2 separate regions of the Homo sapiens genome follow, and region 1 is linked to region 2. Evidence: chromatin loops called from intact Hi-C (ENCODE). Cell type or tissue: heart right ventricle. All regions are shown on one strand. Each heading gives the region's core, and the rest is flanking DNA. Links, peaks and the distances in the headings are about the cores only.

Region 1 (5,387 bases), core at 119-5,118, 670 kb before region 2:
TTAAAAGTGGAACTGCAATAAAAAATGATTATATAGGCCAGGCAGGGTGGTTCACGCCTGTAATCCCAGCACTTTGGATGGCTGAGGTGAGTGGATCACTTGAGCTCAGGAGTTTGAGACCAGCCTGGGCAACATGGGGAAACCTCATCTCTACTAAAAACACAAAAATTAGCTAGGTATGGTGTCAGGTGCCTGTAGTCCCAGCTACTCTGGAGGCTGAGGCAGGAGAATCACTTGAACCCAGGAGATGGAGGTTGCAGTGAGCCAAGATTACGCCACTGCACTCTATAGCCTGGATGACAGAGCAAGACTCTGTCTCAAAAAAAAAAAAAAAAAAAAAAAGATAATACAGATTTACATATATATTGACATACAGAAATGTCCACAAAATATTCAGTAAGAAATGCAAAGTATAAGATAGTATGTATAATTTGATCCCATATTTATTTTAAAAATATACATTATGTAAACATAAACATACATACACGTATACACATTCATATTTGTTGGGAAAACGACTGCTTTTTCTTTATACTTTTTTGTATTCTCCTCGTTCCATCGTAAATTTGTTTTTTATATAGAGTATATGTTACTTTTATAATCAGAGCTTTAGAAAAAATAGAGCTGCCAGGCACGGTGGCTCACATCTATAATCCCAGCACTTTGGGAGGGGGAGGCAGGAGGATCATTTGAGCCCAGGAGTTTGAGACCAGCCTGGGCAACATAGGGAGACCACATCTCTACAAATAAAGAGAAACTGGAAATGGTGGCATGCACCTGTGGTGGCAGCTACTCAGGGGGCTGAGGCAGGAAAATCATTTGAACCCGGAAGGTCGAGGGTGCTATGAGCCATGATCATGCCACTGCACTCCAGCCTCGGCATCAGCAAGAGACCATGTCCCAAAATAAAAAACTTAGAAAAAAACAAACAAAGGAAAAATAGAGTTGCAACTGTGCTCAGATAGATTACTGGGTTATCACAGTCCTGTCCAGACCTTCAGACAACACATCAAACATATCTCAGAGTTGGAAATTCTTCTGAAAAAGCATAATTTTGGCAGAAGTAACACTATTTTGCATTTGCATGATAATCTACAAAGTGCTTTCACAATCATATGAGGCAGGATTTATCATCCACTTTGCAATGAAGAATCTAAAGGAGAGTGTCCAAGACTCACCTGCCCAGGTCCCACAACTTGTGTTGGGTCTGCACTCAGATCCCCTCCACCAAGGCCTCTTCCCCAGCCCTCCTTTCTGAAGAGGCTCCCCTAGTCAGCTTCAGGTCGCCCCACTAGTCACAGATTGGTGCTGGCCTTAAAAATCACCAGCACACGTCATATCTCAAAACTTCAGATATAGGCTGGAAATTGTAAAGTAACAGTTTGGACATTTTTTAAAAATGCCTCAAGCATTTTCACCCCAACATATTTAGTATTTCACTATTTTAAACACATGGCTAAAAGTATAAATGTTCACCGTATATTGTATAAACCGGCAACATATGAAAAGGCTGATTAAAAGATTAAACGCTCTGTCACTCTTTAAAATTCTAAGTGATTTAACACATTAGTTTAGCTACTGGCTTAATACAGTTTAAAGAGACATAAAATGAAATTTATAAAACTACTTTAGAAAACAAAGTAATTAAAATTGTATCTATCACCTCACTTCCCTCCCCTAAAACCACTCGAACCTCTGTGTAGAAGCTACCCAAACGGGCAGCCACTGAATAATTCTACATTTCATATTTTTAAATTTGCCTAGGAAAAAACTTTAAAGGAGTCTCTTGGAAATTTCCACAAATTCAGAACACCAAAAAACACTTTTAATATTTTAAAATAAATACCTCCGAGCATAGTTATATCCTTGGTTAAAAACCTGATAGCAAAATGCAGAATCTTTAAATACTCAAAAGGAGTTTCTGTCTTCAATATCCAAGTACCCTGTGATTTCAACGTATGTAAATCTCTTGCATAGCACATTTGAAAGTTCTTTTCACAAAATTTCCTTTAGTCTTTGGGACTTTAACCAATGAACAGCACAAAAATAAGTCTTAGAGGAAGCAAAGTACTTATGAAACCTTCCTTTGTATCTAACTAGTAAATGCCTTCAAAAGTTGTTTTTTATTTTCGTCTGACTAGGTCAATGAAGAAGACCCTGTACACACCACCAGTCTGCTCAGAAATGCTGCTAAAAGGCACCATTTTTACAAAACGTTATACTGTCTTACTTTTGGACATGACCTAACCTTTGGAGTAACAAAACTTCAACTTGCTTAAGAAAAGGAACTTCATTTTGCAGCATTTTCAAAATGTTTAGTTAAAATGTACAGATTAACAAAATAAGGTATACACTATAAAACATATTAGTAAAAAGAAGGAAGGATTCATTTTTGTTTGACTTGCATTGTGGAAAACTTTTGCTTCATAGAGTCTTACAAAATATTCTGAAAATAAAAAGCAACAAAACCCAAACTTCCAAGCCATGGTGTAATTAATCAGCTTGACTCCTGCCAGGTGCTACATTCACACTCTCATTCCGCTCCCCAGACCTCTCCCCAATATCCCACACAAGAGACATGGAGAGAAACCTCCATCTTTAAAATGGGTCCAGGCCCTTCCAGGCTTTTTAGCCCATCTGCAATTGCACTGACCTGACTGGAACTCATTTCCCAGGTTCCATTCAAAACTCTCTGTGGAAATTCTCCTTCCTCTGACGGTGGAGTGCCTTCCTCCACAGTAGACACTGGCCTGGCTGAATGCCTAACCCCAGGGCTCTTCCTAAAGGACCACTGCTTGTGGACAGACAGCAGGGTCACATGTTGGTCACTCAGAGTTGCCAGGAAGGACTGCTCGGGGCTCTGGGGCACATCACCCCTGGCTTTCTCTATCGCTGAGTTCACGGCCACGGCTTCCCTCCTCACTAAAGCAGTTCACCTTCAGCAGACTATTTGGTTGTGTTAGAGAGAAATGCTTTAGAAGTGTCCTCCTAATTAGCAAGGGGAAGACACCCTTCTACTCCTGACCCAGCCCAGGAGAGGCTGCCAGCAGTCTTCAGCCTGGCAGCAAGCTTTGGGAACTTGGGCAGGCTGCACAGTACTGCACCTATTTGCTTTTGTTTATCTACAACCGTCCCAGCACTTGGCACCCTCTCACTCAACACACTGTGTGCAGCACTGCAGATCTTTGCACACAGCCCATGCACACCCTCACCCAGTGCACACTGGACACCCGGCCAAGGTGTCCATGAGCACAACATGTAATCACTTGCCAGAGTGCAGCAGTTTCCTTTTGGCCATGTGCACTCCTAGAAACCCAGTCTAGAGGCAGGAGAGATATGCCACTTCCTTTTATTACCAAACTGCTAGCACTTTCTTGGAATTGCTTCAGCTGCCTCTTCCACAGCTCCAATGTTGGCAGCGTGCAGAATACTTGGTGAGAGAAGTATTTCCTAGGCAACATGACTTGTATTTTCAAGAAGGTGTAAGAAAGTTCCATGTTTCCTGTAGCTTTGTTTTCCCTTGGACCAAAGGCTTGACTTCAGTAAGAACTGACTGCACAAACTGGCTAACAAGGCTCATCTGTTTAAGCAGCACCACGGCCAGGAACTAAGGCACAATTCAGGCTTCTCAGGCTACCTGCTGTTCCACATGGGGATTAATAGGAGGAGACACACGACACTGTGGTAATTCCAGCAGCAGCCTGCTCTGTCGGGCAGCGCTGCCTCCATTCCCACCCCACCACTCGGGGACCAGAAGGAGAGACCACATCCCCCATGGCAGGAACAGCTCCACCACAGCCACTAATTCCAGCCATACCTCCTGCTGCAAGTGAGTGTGGAATTGAATTCAGGGTAAAATGATCACTCTGTCTCTCCGTGTTATTCTTCACAGCAGAATGTACCAGCAGGGGGTCACTAAGGTGTGCACCCAGTGAGGGCACTCAGAACACATGCCCAAGGTCACTGAAGGCTGCCTCCTCATAGGTTGCCCACAGTGACGCTTCCTCCCCCATTAACACTGTCATCCCTGCCCCAAGAACTCCTGACTGAGAGATCTGTTCTCTTTGAGGAAAGGCAACACCAAGGCTGGTCCATGCACCAAAGCCCCTTCGTGCCTGCTTTATCCTGCTGCTTCTTACCACACTTGTGGCGGTTGCTATCACTTCTAAAGCACACGCTGAGCAACCAACTCCTCCAAAATGTGTCTGGGTTTGTTTCTTATCTCCTAAGTGCTCAGCCAAAAAACAAAGAACCTGCCTCAATTTCCAAGAAATGTCATTCAAACCCATTTTCATCAAAGGAAAGGTATATTTGATGCTAAAGGCCTTGAGCCCCAACCCTAGCCTCCCTGCCAGAGGCCAGCACTGTGGGGCTGTGCAGCTGCCTCTATGGGAGCCCATGTAAATACATCAGGTGCATCTGTGATTGCTTTCTAGTGATTCTTCAGGTCTTGCTTATCTATGTCTCTCCCTTCCTGAAAGGATCTATCAGGAGCCTCACATGCCCTGCTGACCACCTGACATTTCATTTATGGGGCATCAGAAGTAGATTTTCCAGGTAACTGAAGCTCATCGCTTTGAGCATTAGATTTTTTAAAAATTTTGTCATTCTGGGTGAAAATATTCCCCATAAGTGACATCTATTTTTCCGCTGCCTTTTAAAGTGAGTTATTGAACATATTTTAACTTTTCCTTGGTGACATGAGATCATTATAAATATAAATGCTTCTTCTGTGCTGTGCCTATGAATAGCTAATAAGGAAAATATGTTGGGATCATATGTCCCACATGCTTTTAAATAATCTATTCTGTTAGCTCCATGAAATTGAAATACTTCACCATTCAAACCATTTCTAGATGGTGGCTCAGACCCAGAAGACAGCCAGAAAAGGGGGCTGGGGCCAGGTTAGAAAGGGCAGAGTCTAGACTTTGTCCTGTGGGTGGTGTAGAATCACCAGGAGTTTCTGAGGAGAGAACTCACAGAATCATATTTGTGATCTGGAAACAGTTTGGGCAGAAACAAGAATGAAGACCCAGGAGAGGAGGGATTACAAGGGGCAGAAAATTTAATAGTAGAATACGATTAAACAAACGAGGAGGCCTCCCAACTCAGTGACTGCTGGATCACAGCAGGTGACAAAAAGTGGGGGCCTGAGGATGACAATGCCATTTCCAGTTTCGCAGATTGAGCACATGGTGATGAGTACACCAAGATGAGCGGGGAGGGTGGGAAGAAGGCAAGTCTGGGGTAAACACAGTGGCTTCTCCTTTGCTCCCATAGAATCTAAGAGACGTGTGGAACAGCCAAGGCATGGGCCACCTTCCTAGGCTACAGTATTAAGTCCAAACTCCTCTTTCTAGCACCTTCCCCTTTCCTCACACCTGACC
Region 2 (5,387 bases), core at 146-5,145:
TGAAAAGTTTGTTACTAGTAATATTTTCAAAATTATAGAAATACTGGTGAACTAATCACCCATGTGTTTATAAGCTTGTAGATTCTTTCAGCCCTTTAACAGGGACAAGAAAATAAGAATGATAACTTTTGAGTATAAGGGTTATTTTACCTCTCAAATTCTAGTACAGTAAAGAATAAAAATCCACTTAGAGTGTGTGGCATTTGTGTATTTACTAAGACAGATATAATGTTTTTCAATAAAGGGGTTTTTTTAAAAAGATACAATAATCAGCCTGTCTTTAAGATTTGATACTGACAATGTCTCTTCCCTTGAACTTGTCAGTTTTGTCTGTTTTGATGTACAAATACTTTTGTCACCCTACCTCATGCAGTTAAAAATACAAACTACAAGAAAGATGAATCTGCCTTTTGTTTTTTTTGTTGTTGTTGTTGAGACGGAGTCTTGCTTTGTTGCCCAGGCTGGAGTGCAGTGGCGTGATCTCGGCTCACTGCAACCTCTGCCTCCTGGATCCAAGTGATTCTCCTGCTTCAGCCTCCCAAGTAGCTGGGACTACAGGCATGCACCACCACGCCCTGCTTAATTTTTGTATTTTTAGTAGAGATGGGGTTTCACCATATTGGCCAGGCAGGTCTCCAACTCCTGACTTTTTTTTTTAAACTGAATTTTAGATTACTCTATTATGAGGGAACAATGAGTAAATTATAGTTTGAGTAATTTTTAGATTCCTTTATAGTTTCTAAAAGAAGTAGAGATATACAACAGAATTAATATTCAGAGAGTATCACTCAAAAGATGTAGATAATAGTGTAATTTAGTAGGAAAAAAACTGAAAATTTAAAAATCTGACTCTGGATCTTTGCTTGCCCTGTGTATTTAGTCTAGGCACAAAATGACTATAAGACTGAATTTTCAGCACCTTTGAAAGGAGGGCTGTGGACCAAATGAACTCTGGAGTCCTTTCAGCTGTAGAATTGTGTGAAGGTATATGATAAATGAGTTAATGGGAATAAATGATGTAGGTAGGCTTTTTCCATTACTACTTTTTTTTTTTTTCCTTGTTTTTGAGATGTAGTCTAGCTCTGTTGCCAGGGTGGAGTGCAGTGCTGTGATCTCAGCTCACTGCAACCTCCGCCTTCTTGAATCAGGTTCAAGTGATTCTCCTGCCTCAGCCTCCTGAGTAGCTGGGATTACAGTCATGTACTGCCACGCCCAGCTAATTTTTGTATTTTTGTAGAGATGGGGTTTCACCATATTGGCCAGGATGGTCTTGATCTCCTGACCACGTGATCTGCCCACCTTGGCCTCCCAAACTGCTGGGATTACAGGTGTGAGCCACTGCACCTGGCCTATTACTCCTTTTTTTATACATAGGTCCTGCAGCATACTGTGTTAGTATTTATTAGGTTGAAGCTCTAAGGACATGTGAAGTTTCCTGTTGTGGAACAGGATCGGGGTTGGCCTGTGTTGTGAAGAATGATAATTGGGCCTGCAGAAAGGACACAGCTGCAGAGGGTTGGAGAAGAAAGTGTAAAGTGAAGTAGTTTTTTGCATCCAGTTAAAAAGGATCTGCCTACTTATTTGAAGATTGTCAAGAACAAAGCTGGTTAATTATGAGGCAGATTTTTGAAATAGCTGCTTGGGACAATAGAAAGTGAGGAAAGGGATGAAATCTTACCAGGATTTTGGTCTCTCACTGGTCCTATCCACATAGTATAGAATTTGTTTAATAAAAGAATTTTTAGTAATCAAGCACAAAATAGGTAGATTTGAGAGGGATATAGTTCATAAAATAATGAATTTGACTTTTTTTGGTATATGTCTATCGAGATTGCTAATGCAAGTGAGCTGAGATCACTACGTTGCACTCCAGCCTGGGCAACAGAGTGAGACTCTGTCTCAAAAAAAAAAAAAAAAAGATTGTTAATGCATGTCCATTTGGAGTTATTTAAATTGAGTGTGAATTAATGATAAATGACTTAAGAACTTGTATTACTGAGCCACCTCCTATAGTGGAAGAATATCATGTGTGGTAAATACATAGATGTGTGGCTAGAGTTGAGGATGTAATTAAGCACTCTTATCTCAATTCTTTTTTCTCTTTTGAGTCTTGGATTTGTTAATTTTAACCATTCTTCAACCATACTACTATGTTCTCAGTTTGCCTTTTCTGCCCCTTCCTCTTTAAATGCTAAGTGACGACTTTTCTTCCTTATATAGTAGTTTATGTATACATTTCATGTCCCTCGTTTCTGTGTAAGTCTTTGAGGATAAGAAGCATGTTTTATTTGTATCTTTGTATGTGCCCCAGTTAGGGTCCCCAGATAAAGTTACAAGATGTTCATTTAAGTTTCTATTTAAGATAAACAATGAATAATTTTTATTATGTAAATATGTTTCATGCTATAATTTTATTTGCTAAACTTGGCAGCCCTCACCACATACATTGCACAGTGGGTGCTTAGTTCAGTGAATGAATTAAAATTGGATTTTGGTTTTAGTCCCATGACATTGGCAGAGAATGTTTATTCTTAGTTTTGCAGGTGGAAAAACAATCATGTTAATGGAGTTTAAATACTTTCCCCAAGTTTACCTAGTTAACTAAATTCTTCAGCCTGGCCTAGGAGACGTAGATACACTTCTGATTGCCAACCAAACTAGTGCATCTTTGCTTAGGTTTTTCTAAGTTTTGAATTGGAGAACTTAGATTCTAAGGATGTGTCCTAAAGAATTATTATTTTTCTTGTCCTGACCCTGGAATCTCTGTATTTTATATACCATATATATATATATGTGCACACACAAAATCTTGTTAGATTACTAACTCTTAAACTATTTGGGGGGAAGCAAATTGAAAGAAGTTTTCTTAATTATGTCTTAAGGGAAATAAATGATAAAATCTTTGAATTTCCTTTTTCATACAGTAGAGGGAGACAATATTAAAATACTGAAAATAAAATATCTGGGTTACTGAGGCTTACTTCGTGGACACTTAAGAGACAACAGTACTAAAATAATTTGCTTTTCATGTATTCAGATATCTTGATTGTTGAGATATCTTGGACCTTTGTGAATTGAGAAAGGACGCATTTTGCAGAGGAGAATCTGCTTAATAGTAGAGATTCTGTAAAATTTGCAGCTTAAAAGGGCGATTTCTTTGCTTTTGGGAATTCTCTTTTCTTTCCCACCTTCAAGATTGAATGAATGTTGCATATCCATGTATAGCCAGTGGTTAAATATTATTTATTTGAGTGATATGTAATTTGTGATGAAAGTAGTAAGAGGTAAAACCCTGAAATTAATGAAGTAGCATTTCTTAACTATTTTACAGTGTAGTATCCAATATGTTTTTCCAAGCCAGGATTCATATTTTTTCAGTATCTCTGATAGTTATTGCTACTTTTTACTGAATATCAGCTTTAATGTCAGCCTATTAATTTTTTAGAAATTAAGAAACTATATGTCTTTCATCTTGTTGATTTCATGACACTATTCTCTGGTCACAGTCTCAGAATTGTGACTTTAGTGGCACCCATATTGTGAAATACTCATTTTAAAAATTAATTTTCATTCCCTTTAAGATTTAGAATTCACAAGTCGGGCACGGTGGGTCATGCCTGTAATCCCAACACTTTGGTAGGCCAAGGCGGTCGGATCACTTGAGGTCAAGAGTTCGAGAACAGCCTGGTCAACTTGGTGAAAACCTGTCTCTACTAAAAATACAAAAAATGAACTGGACGTGGTGACGGGTGCCTGTAGTCCCAGCTACTCGGGAGACTGAGGCAGGAGAATCGCTTGAACCTGGGAGGCGGAGGTTGCAGTGAGCCGAGATCATGTCGCGCCACTGCACTCCCGCCTGGGTGACTGAGTGAGACTCCGTCTCCAAAAGAAAAAAAAGAATTAGAATTCTCAGTCTTTTGGGGTGAATTTGCCCTTGTGGAAATGTTCTTGTATTCTTAAGTCATAGTTAAGTCATAGTAATTTTGCTGATTATACAATATAAAATACGAAGGCCTGGAATTGTGAGAAATAAAAATGTCTGTCTTAGAAACAAAATAGCCTCCTTTTCTCTTCTCCCACTTTGAGAAGTTTTAGAGCGTATCCTATTGCTTAATGTTCATAGAAGAATATATGTATGTTAAATAAAAATCCTGGTGATAATATAATGGAATGGGGTATCTGGGCATGATGCTTCCTTCTGCTTGTCTGAATACATAGATATGAGAGTTTTTAAAATTATTGTTTTCTTTTGCTTTTTTAGTACAGTGGTGGTGATAATAGTGAGATTTCTTTTTTAACTGAATTAGTTTAAAAAAAGATCACAAATTGTAGATCTTGGAATGTATTCTTATCTTTTCATATATTTTGTAATGTATATTTATATATTTTTAAAAGAATTTTACATAATTTTTAAACAGCTACATTTTGTTGATATTTTTATCACATCCTTACATATTCAACAGCAAAGTATTTCGGCATATGCATGTACTGTAGCTTATTTAGCCAGTCCCATTTTGTTTGACCTGTGGAGAATAAGAATAGGTGTTTTGACTGTTTTATCACATTCCAGGCACTGTACTATGAATTATCTCATGTAATTCTCATAGTTACTGCATGGTGTAGGTATTTTTATCCCTAGTTTACAGGTAGAGAAACTTAACCCAGAGATGTTCAATAATTTGCCCAGGTTTTTTAGCTGAGGATATTGATAATAGCATTCTGTTGTTATTTGCCAGACGTGGTTCTTTATTCTTTTCATACATAGTGTCATTTAATCTTCTTGAGAACCCTAAATGAGTCAGGGCCTACTGTTCTCATTTTATAGGAGAAACTGAGGCTCGCTGAGATTGAGTTGCTTGCTTATGGTCATATATCTAACCAATGGCACCTATTTGTGACTCTTCTAACTATACAACTGATTGTTTTTGTGTTATTCTCAACCCCTGGTTATTTCTTAGGAAATAAGTTAAAATTCTAGCTGAAAAATGCGCTTACAGCAAATTATTTCATATCTTGGCTCCCACATCTCTAAAATATGGATAACAATCTTTTTTAATAGGGTGATTCCGTTAAGTAAGATGATATATGTGAAGCATGTAGCATGCAGGATATGTAATAAGAGCTCAATAAATGTTACAGTACCTTTCTTACTGTTTTATTTTAGTTATTTCGATTTTTATTCGGGCTGTAAACTCAGCAAATGCGTTATCATAGAAAATCTGGAAAAGATAAAGGAGTTTAGGAAGTAATCACTCAGACTCACCACTCAGATGACATTCTAGCATGTTTCCTTTCAGATAACCTGATATTTCCTGATACATAGGTCAGTCACTACACCTGACACATACTGGAATCTTTTTGTTTATGGGAATGTCTCTCCTGATTAA

The links. Hi-C counts contacts between places; a loop is a spot of excess contacts. Peaks named below come from ENCODE experiments on the same cell type or tissue, not always from the same donor. Only the 100,000 strongest peaks of a DNase experiment are listed, where the experiment ranks them.
Region 1: it touches region 2 in a loop (24-fold over the local background); 1 of 110 quality-filtered maps calls a loop at or near these places.

What each region holds. Positions count from the first base shown.
Region 1 is chr13:51,992,661-51,998,047 of GRCh38, forward strand. All of the region lies in intron 1 of ATP7B (ATPase copper transporting beta), which reads right to left. Among named protein-coding and RNA genes, the nearest start is that of ATP7B, 16 kb to the right of the region's middle. RefSeq lists a silencer at 3,373-3,667. In heart right ventricle, for the core only: no CTCF peak of the experiment used is centred there; a DNase peak (open chromatin) is centred at 3,175; H3K27ac peaks cover 1,700 bases.
Region 2 is chr13:52,666,930-52,672,316 of GRCh38, forward strand. All of the region lies in intron 10 of SUGT1 (SGT1 assembly cochaperone of MIS12 kinetochore complex), which reads left to right. Among named protein-coding and RNA genes, the nearest start is that of SUGT1, 17 kb to the left of the region's middle. In heart right ventricle, for the core only: a CTCF peak has its summit at 2,930; no DNase peak of the experiment used is centred there.